Linked DNA regions of Homo sapiens: region 1 is linked to region 2. The links are chromatin contacts, found by Hi-C or POLR2A ChIA-PET in ENCODE. All regions are on one chromosome and are shown on one strand. The core of a region is the stretch at or near the end of the contact, and the rest is flanking DNA. Distances in the headings are between cores, read along the strand shown.

What was found. Hi-C counts contacts between places; a loop is a spot of excess contacts on that map. ChIA-PET counts read pairs that join two places held with the same protein, here RNA polymerase II (POLR2A). Pooled maps may share reads with other maps.
Region 1: a loop to region 2 is called in a pooled map, with 2.8 times the contacts of the local background. The contact joins two enhancer-like sites. A Hi-C loop is called at or near these places in 2 of 50 pooled maps. POLR2A ChIA-PET finds 5 or more read pairs at or near these places in 2 of 52 experiments (OCI-LY7 and activated CD4-positive, alpha-beta T cell).

What each region holds. Positions count from the first base shown.
Region 1 is chr21:35,137,136-35,141,345 of GRCh38, reverse strand. No RefSeq gene overlaps it. Among named protein-coding and RNA genes, the nearest start is that of RUNX1, 90 kb to the right of the region's middle. Within about 2 kb of position 2,550, at least 5 of the 41 ENCODE cell types and tissues checked have a DNase peak (open chromatin) inside an H3K27ac peak, as active enhancers do.
Region 2 is chr21:34,800,065-34,804,961 of GRCh38, reverse strand. All of the region lies in intron 7 of RUNX1 (RUNX family transcription factor 1), which reads left to right. Among named protein-coding and RNA genes, the nearest start is that of RUNX1-AS1, 34 kb to the left of the region's middle. Within about 2 kb of position 3,626, at least 3 of the 41 ENCODE cell types and tissues checked have a DNase peak (open chromatin) inside an H3K27ac peak, as active enhancers do.

The DNA.
Region 1 (4,210 bases), core at 1,301-3,800, 340 kb before region 2:
GTGAGCCAAGATCGCGCCAGTGCACTCCAGCCTGGGCAACAGAGTGAGATTCCGTCAAAAAAAAAAAAAAAAATTGGTGTGTGTGATGCTGGCTTTGACTTCAGTCACTGGGGTGTATGGGAGGTAGGTATGGGACTGGAGCAGTCAGCATTTTAGTTGACTTGACTAAATTATAAGTGTAGATAAGACAGTTCCCTTTGCAGCTGAGAGCCCGTTATGGGATAGTATGCATTACCTCATTCATTATGGCCAAAACTCTGAGAAGCAGGTGTGCTTGGCCCCATTTTGCATAATCCCAGCCTCAGCGAGGTTGAGTAACTAGTACAAGATCACACAGCTAAGGTTTTAACCAGGTGGTTATGTTTCTTTCTGTAACGTCACACAATCTTCCTGTAATATGAACTTGGGTCTATTTCCCTATACCGTTCTCCTTGATCATAAATAAGTCGGCTGCATGAAAGACAAAATGGTCCAGTGTTTGCAGAAGGATACGGTCAAAATACTTAACAGCTCACATGCCACAGCCTCAGCAGTAGGGACAAATGCTGATTATAAAACCCCTAGTTCATTCCACTGAGATTCCAGATAACATACAGGACCTCCATGCACTTTGAATTTCAGATGAACAACAAATAATTATTTTAGTATAAGCAATACAAAGAACATACTTATACCAAAAGAAAGTTTATGCGTTGGGTTGGAAGGCCTGAGCTTCTGATCTGACATCAGACACGTCAGAACAGCACCACTGGGAACAGGTCACTCAAACTTGCTAAGTCTCGGGGGTTGATTTCTGGTGAAAATGTAAGAGCTTAACCGGGCAATGCTGACTTAGAATCAGTGCTTAAAAATGATTTGTTTTCTGCCTGGCGCGGTGGCTCACGCCTGGAATCCCAGCACTTTGGGAGGCCAAGGCAGGCAGATCATGAGGTCAGGAGATCAAAACCATCCTGGCTAATATGGTGAAACCCCATCTCTACTAAAAAATACAAAAAAATTAGTTGGGTGTGGTGGTGGGCGCTGTAGTCCCAGCTACTTGGGAGGCTGAGGCAGGAGAATGGCGTGAACCTGGTAGGCGGAGTTTGCAGTGAGCCGAGATCGCACCACTGCACTCCAGCCTGGGTGACAGAGTGAGACTCCATTTCAAAAAAAAAAAAAAAAAAAAAGATTTGTTTTCTTTTCAAAGCCTGAACAGTTGTGGTTGGGGCAAGAATCTCAACTCTAGTCTAATCTATGTCCTGCATCCTATTGTGATTTCTGTGCAGGCTGTTATGACATAATTTTTATGATTAATGAATTTATATCCCTAGCAAATTCCCTACCCTTTTAGCTGAAGGGCAAAACAATGCAAGTTTGAAAAACTGTTAAGATAAAACAGCAGCATTACTAACATATACATTTATGTTAAAACACATCAGCACTGATCCATCATCATAATATATTAGTATACTATGTATAATATCATATTCATCATTTAATAGTGAATGCATATTAAAGCCATCCAAATGCCCAAAATGAGTTTTCCCTAGATTGTGGGCCTAATGGCTAATTTTTCTTTTCTTCACACATATCTACATTCTAACTTTTCTGTAGTGAGCATGTGTGGCTTTAATAATTTTAAAAAAGAGAGAAAGAAATTACTTTTATACTTTAGTCACCAACTAAGAACTTGACAGTCTATGAGGTCAGAAAGGCAGACGTGAAGGGCAATAAGGCTAAGCAACAAAGCTTCTTCCAGAGGAGCAGATATATTTATGGAAAAATGCAGCAATTCAACTCAGAGTGAAAATGCAACGACCATCACTAGAGAGTGGAAATAATCAGTCAACGAACCCAGGTTTTGTCTACATGACATAAATAACTCTTGGGGGTGGGTTGCTTTTTTTTTTTTTTTCCGTTCCATTGGCCAATTTAGGCATACTGTGAACAGAGAATTTGATTAAGCTCCAATGTAGTGTAAGGTATGGCTTAAAATTTGTTGTTAATATCCTTGAACCCTCACCTGTCCATAGCACCCACAGGAGCAAAAAGCACCACCTTCATTACTGCCCACATCCTTCCCAACTGCACTCTGTGTTCGTGGATCTGACCTAATGGGTGAAACACTGGGGTGTTTTCTCTATTAGAGCAATGTCATGAGGCAAGGGTGTGCTGTCTGCCCCTTGAGAACATTTGTTTGTAAAGGGGTTAGAGTTTTTAATATATATGCAAAGAATGATAATGAAATGTGTCTGGCCTGAACATAATCAAGCAAGATTCCATCGAGTTTCAACAATCCAGCGCGCCAGGGTTGAAGACATTTTTACCGTAACTCGTATTTTCAGCCCTGTGAAGTTGCCGCCCACACAGGAAATGACTTGGAACAGGTGGTCCTCAGAGCTTGCTGGTCTTGTCTGGCTCCGTGGGTAATGCTTGTGGGCTCCTGAGTCACTGAATAATTATGAGCCTGAACAAAAGGCTCTCAGATAAGCCCTCAGTCAAGACACAGGGAAAGGCAAGGTGCAGAAGATGACTGTCTGAGCGTGCTAACTGTTCAGAGCGAGTTGATGAATGAGGCTCTGGAGGAAACAATGCCTCCTTGGTTTTGCTCTTCTTGGCTCCCCTGGCACCTGGTGGCAGAAGGACGAGAAAGCACAGGTGAGGGGAGTGTCGTTGCACACCTTGGCTTTTAATGAACTTAAATGCATTAGAAAACACCCTACTTAGAAACAGTCCTCCCAGAGACAATGAGCTCTTATTTCTGCACTGTGTGCCCAGTGCTGTGCATGTAGAGGCTGTATCTCTTCTCATCCTTTCCCAGGATGGGAAGTGGTGATATAATCTTTCCCATTTCACAGAGGAAGGAACTGAGGCGCAGGAGCTCACATACTTAGCTTTATCTTTCATGAGGGGAAATGGATGGGGTTATGGGCTCAATTATGTCCTCCTATACACACACACACACACACACACACACACACACATCTGTGTATGTGTATAGAAGTCCTAACCCCCAGTTTCATGGAAAGTATCCTTATTTGGAAATAGGGCCATTGCAGGTGTAATGAGTTAAGATGAAGTCACATTGGAGTAAGGTGGGTCTCTAATCCAATGTGATAGTTGTCCTTATTTAAAAAAACAAAATGCCTTGTGCAGACAGGGAGAGGGCCATGTGCAGACAGAGAATTCGAATAATACATCTACAAGTCAAGGAGTGCCCAGTACTGCTACTGGCAACCACCAGAAGCTATGAGAGAGATGAGGAAGAAGCCTCTTTTACAGTTTTCAGAGGGAGCATGGCCCTCCGACACCTTGATTTCTGACTTCTAGCCTCCAGAACTGTGAGACAATAAATTTCTGTTATTTTAAGTCACCCAATTTGTGGTACTTTGTTATGGCAGCTCCAGAAAACTAATAGAGATGAGAACTCACATGTATTGGGGGCCTGGTATGTCAATGTTAATAGAACCTAAAATAAATAAATAAATAAATAAATAAATAAACAAACAAACTTCATCAGCTACAAGTAAGAAGGAATTACTAACGTGAGTATGTGATTCAAATGAAAATAATGTGAGTGGATAATGTATGGCCGAGAGGGTATAAGAGTTAGTGGTTCTGTTAAAAAGCACAGAAATGAGAAAGAAAGGGGTCCGTGTGCAAATTCTAGAATACACCTCTTGATGGGGGTGAATTAGACCCTACTTTAGGGGAAAAAAAAATACAGGTGAACTCCTGCCACCTCTATCCAACTGCAAAGTTAGAGCCACAGTGTCTACAAAACCACCTTCACTTCTGACATCAATTTCAAGTTCAGGGGGCTCTCAAAAACACACTCAGTGTCAATAAGTCACTAGAAGGAGCACAGGACTCACTAAAGCTATTCACTGGTGATTGCAGTTTATTACCGGGAAGAATGCAGCTAACATCAGCTAAGGAAAGAAGCACATAGAGCGGAACCCAGAGAGTACCAAAGGCAGGGCTTCCATCGTCCTCTCCCTGTGAATAACAACAGCATCACTTTTCCAGCATGCTGTGCAACAACACACCACGCAGGGAAACCCACCCGAGCCTTTGCATCCAGGGGCTCCGCTGGGGTCTTATCACCACCTAGGCATGGCTGGCTGCCCAGGTAACTGGGCTCAGTTCCCAGCCCCTCAGACCAAGCTGAGACCACATGACCTAAAGCCCCCATCTTCACTAAGGCTTGTTGATGTGACCCAAGGCCCCA
Region 2 (4,897 bases), core at 2,377-4,876:
AGCCAACATGGTGAAACCCTGTCTCTACCAAAAATTACAAAAAAAAAGAAAAAATAGCTGGGCGTGGTGGCAGGTGCCTGTAATCCCAGCTACTCGGGAGGCTGAGGAGGAGAATCACTTGAACCCAGGAGGCGGAGGTTGCAGTAAGCCAAGATTGCGCCACTGCACTCCAGTGTGGGCGACAGAGCGAGACACTGTCTCAAAAAAAAAAAAAAAAAAGTTTCCATCTCCCTGCCTACATCATCCATCTCTTCTTGCACCTTGTCTTCTTTTTCCACTAGAGCCATTAACATGTTAATCATTGTTAAATTCCCTGTCTTGTAATTCCAAAATCTGTGTCACATCTGGGTCTGGTTCTGATGCTTGCTTTATCTCTTCAGACTGTGTTTTTTTCTTGCCTTTCTTGTAATTTTTTATTGAAAGTTTAACATGATTTATCAGGCAATAGGAACTTAGTAGGCCTTTAGCGTGAGTTATTATTCTCATGTACCCAAGAGTTGGGCTGTATTTAATGTTTTCAGAAGGTACCAGAGACTTCAAATTCCTCTAGCGTCCTTGTTTTTGTCTCCCATGTCATCTGTGAGCTTCTCTATGAACTCCTCCTTAGTCAGTATGTTGAAGCTCTTTCAGCCATAACCCACTGTTATAATAATATATTGGATCCTGTGAGAATCTGGTGGAGTTCCTGAATGAAAAACCCACAACAGTGCACTTCCTCCTGAAACTGTAGCCCCTAGGAGTGTCTTATTCGCACACTAGTCTGTACTGAGCCTCTAGCAATCTGTCAAAATCACCATTAAGTGTTCTCATCAGTTTATGAATTCAGAAATTCTGCTCCCAGCAAGCAGACCTCACTATGATTCTCTATATTTGCCTGCTTCTCAAAATTTGGGGTTGCAGTTTGCCCTGCAACTTCAGCTTTCCATTGGACTTAAGAAAAGTCATGGATTTTCAGTTTGTTCAGCATTTTTTCTTATAAAAACAAGAGTGATGACTCTCAAGCTCTTTAAATTTTGGAACTGAAACTAGAAGCAACAGGACATTCTGACATGAATTATTTAAAAGGGTCATTGTTGACTCTAGAGACATTTTAATATTGCTGCATCAAAAGATAAAAGCATTCTCCTTTCTTCTTGTGTGATATATGCCGTGTACACCTCTGAGCTCACCACTAACCTCAACTCTACCTTATCCCTAACTTCCCATTTCAAATGGAAGGGAATGGGGATCAAGGAGTAGAAGGCCTGTTTTACCCATTATTGATGATTAAAAAGCTGAAAATAACCCATCACAAAATGGCCTCAGTAAAGTGGCTGCATCAGACATCATTTAGCCTGGAAAACCAGTATGCATAAAGGCTCAAATTTAAATTTTTGAATCCAGTGTTTTTTATTTATTATTATTTTTTTTTTTCTGAGACGGAGTCTGGCTCTGTCACCTAGGCTGGAGTGCAGTGGCACGATCTTGGCTCACTGCAAGCTCCACCTCCTGGGTTCATGCCATTCTCCTGCCTCAGCCTCCCGAGTAGCTGGGACTACAGGCGCCCGCCACCATGCCCGGCTAATTTTTTGTATTTTTAGTAGAGACAGGGTTTCACCGTGTTAGCGAGGATGGTCTCGATCTCCTAACCTCATGATCCACCCGCCTCGGCCTCCCAAAGTGCTGGGATTACAGGTATGAGCCACTGCGCCCGGCCCTGAATCCAGTATTTTTTAATAGAAACATGAGTTGGTTGAGATACTGAGTTCCTGCCTTCTCCATCCTAATCCCAAATTTCCAATCTTTGGAAATTTGCCCCTTTACCATTTAATCTCCTGAGCCCAGCTCCTCTCCAGCCTGAAGAGTGTGTCTGTCAAGACTGTAGCTGTGAACAAAACACTATTACTTGAGCCTTATCCTGGAGCAAATGTGTGTGGTCTCACCAATGAACATCAGATAAGTCCCTTGGCATGGATTTCTTTTCCTTTTTAGTAATACAATCATAAAGGTTATTCAGACTTATTGAGCATTTACTATGGCCAGAAATTGTGATACTTGCTTTCCATATAGTTTATCTCACTTACTCCTATTACCCTTTGAAGTCAGAATTCTAACTATGAATCAGAGAAAATAAGTGACCTGCCTAAGGTCATCCAGTTGGTTTATGGTGAAGGCAGGATGCAAACTGAAATTTGTCTGTGATTTGAGTTCGGTGCTTTCCCTAGTCTCCTCCTCTCAGAGGCAGAACATAAGCATGTAATAGATACCACTAGGGTTCTTGTTTCTACCTTGGGAACAGCTGTTTGCAAGTCCAAATTAGGCAGCTAATCTAGCAGTTAGCCCAGATACAGCCCTTGGGCACCCTAGTAGCTGTAACTTCCAGAAGGCAGGAACCTTCCATTCACTAGTGAGTCCCCAAAACAGTGGCCCAAGTGAAGCAAAAATGTTTGTTGGAAATATGAGTGAATGAAAAAGTAATTTCATGAACACATGAATGAATAAATGAATGAAGCAACACCCAGTATGATGATTAATGCCACAGGAAGATGCCTTTCCAAGCATCACAAGATCCTGGGATCTTCACTGACTGTAAGTGCCTGTGGGGCAGGGACCATGTTGGTCTTATTCATCACTCTCCTGCCAGGTAAATTAGCACATTCCTGGCACACTGTAAATGTTCAATAAGCTTTTGTTCTTTTAGATGGATTGACTTATCAGAGGCAACTCTTTCAAGAACAAGTAGCCCTGTGCTCTGGAGAATGATTTACAGTGGTTCTCTTCCTCAGCCTGGGGCCTTTTCTGGATAACTCCCATCGTACTCTCCTCTACTTCCTCTTCCTAGAATACACAAATTTATTATTACAGGCACCACTCTTCACCCCACATCTGATTCTTCCCTGACTCTGCTTAATGTACAAGTAAAGCAAAGAAATACTGTGTAGGACCTATTGGAATTAGAATCCTGCTCTGTCACCATTGGAAAGGATTTAGGGATCACCTCCTTCGGAGGTGAGAATAAGAAAGTGTCAGTGAGTAATCCAATGTCACCCAGTTGCTCACCAGACAGAAAGACCAAGAGTTCACCTCTCCTGCCTATTAGTCCAGTGCTCGGGTGGCCCATGAGTTCATGTTGGCCCTGTCAGACCAAAGACAGTAATGAATATTAAACCCAGAATGCACCATATTATCAGGCCTTTTTTGTTTTTGTTTTCTATTAGTAACACAGGTAGAAGAGGAAACAACTAAAACCCCAACATTAGAGGCTCACCATCCCCACCTTCTGGCCCACCACTGGCAATGAACCCAAGCACAGGTCACTGTGGTCTCATGAAAGAAAACTGATGTGGGGGTTGGGTGGGCTTCAGGGTGTTGACTGCCATCTTCCCCTCCAGCACCTGAAAAGCTAAGTTATGGTGTGAAGTCAGAAAATGTGGAATCTGCAAGCCTGTCTTTAAAAAACAAAAAAACTCATAGAACTTGGACTTTAATCATAAAGATCATTTTACCAAAGCATATTTTTTAAAGGCTGTGAAATATTATGCAACGTTTGCATGGTTTAATTATGAGTTTAGAAAAGCCTAGCACGACTTTTTCACTACAGTAAAACATGACGGAGCATGAATCATGGCATAGTACTTTATGCTTAGTGTGGCTTTAGACATGGGGTTAGAGGTGTGAGGCTGTCTACACAACAAGGCGTGAATTACTGTACTGCAGTTCACACCCCGGGGGGCTTTATGACAGTTCTGAAACCTCTTTTGTTTGCTTTTAAAATGATTAAAGTATTGGAGTACTATATATTCACTTAGTAAATGTGTGTATCTAGTATATACGCATGTCTTATACAAAATATCTAAGTATATGATTTTTTTTTCACTTGGAGCAAAATACTTGCAGTAGCATGGGGATATTGAACCGTCTGCTATTTCTGTTTGCCTTTAGTCATTGGAAACACTGTTAGCTGTAAGATTACACAGGAGCTTCAGCCAAGGTTGAACATTTATTTTCTGCTGAGTTTAAAATGGACCAGCTCCTTTTGTTCCTTGCCAGCTCTTTAAATCCTCTAAAATTTGGAATAAAATGAAGACCTTTCTTTAATATTAGATTTCAAAGATTCCAAGTTAAACTATTTGCCTGGGAACTACCAGGTTTTTTAAACTTAAAAAATCAGTTATTTTCACTCACACACAAAAAAGAAAGAAATGAATCAGTATGAGGGAGGGAGGGAGGCTGTCAGGAGAATACTGGGGAGGAAGACTTGGGTCTCCAAATGTCTGATTCTGTTATCCACTGTGGCAGCTTCAAAGAGATAAACAGAAAGGCAAACTTGAACTGCTGGAAATGAAAAGCCCCTGGAGGAAGCAGATCTGAATATTTTATAATGAGCAGAAATAGCTCATTTCTTTATGTCCTGACCTATACAAAACTTATACCCAGTATTTTCCTAAAGAAGTCTGCTCTTCCTACACTGCTACCTGCAGGATCATGAAGCTCTGGCTATGAAGACCCTTGGGAGTTACGGTAGTTCACTGTTATCTTTGTCCACAAAGTTGGGACATAAAGAGAAAATTAATGTTTAACTCCAAAGAAATGTAAAACTGTCTTCTAGTGGGACAGTGTCCAATTTAAGTTTCCTTACACATTTGCCTAAGAATAGCGTTGGTTTTCCTCCCCTTTTCATCTGCAAACAGTATGATGCTTTTGAAAATTAAGACTCCTTTGAACGCTGGAGTCAAATTGACAAAATCCACTTTGTCTAAATCTTTTGAAGTCAGACTTTTGTCTCTTCTCTATCCCAGGCCTCTTATAATGGCAATCTATAAAATACCTGCTAAAAACTCTGACTTTTAAAAGTTGCAAACTCGAAGTCCTGAAAAGGAACAGAAGGCTTGGGTTGATAGGGCCAGTTCTACTGCTG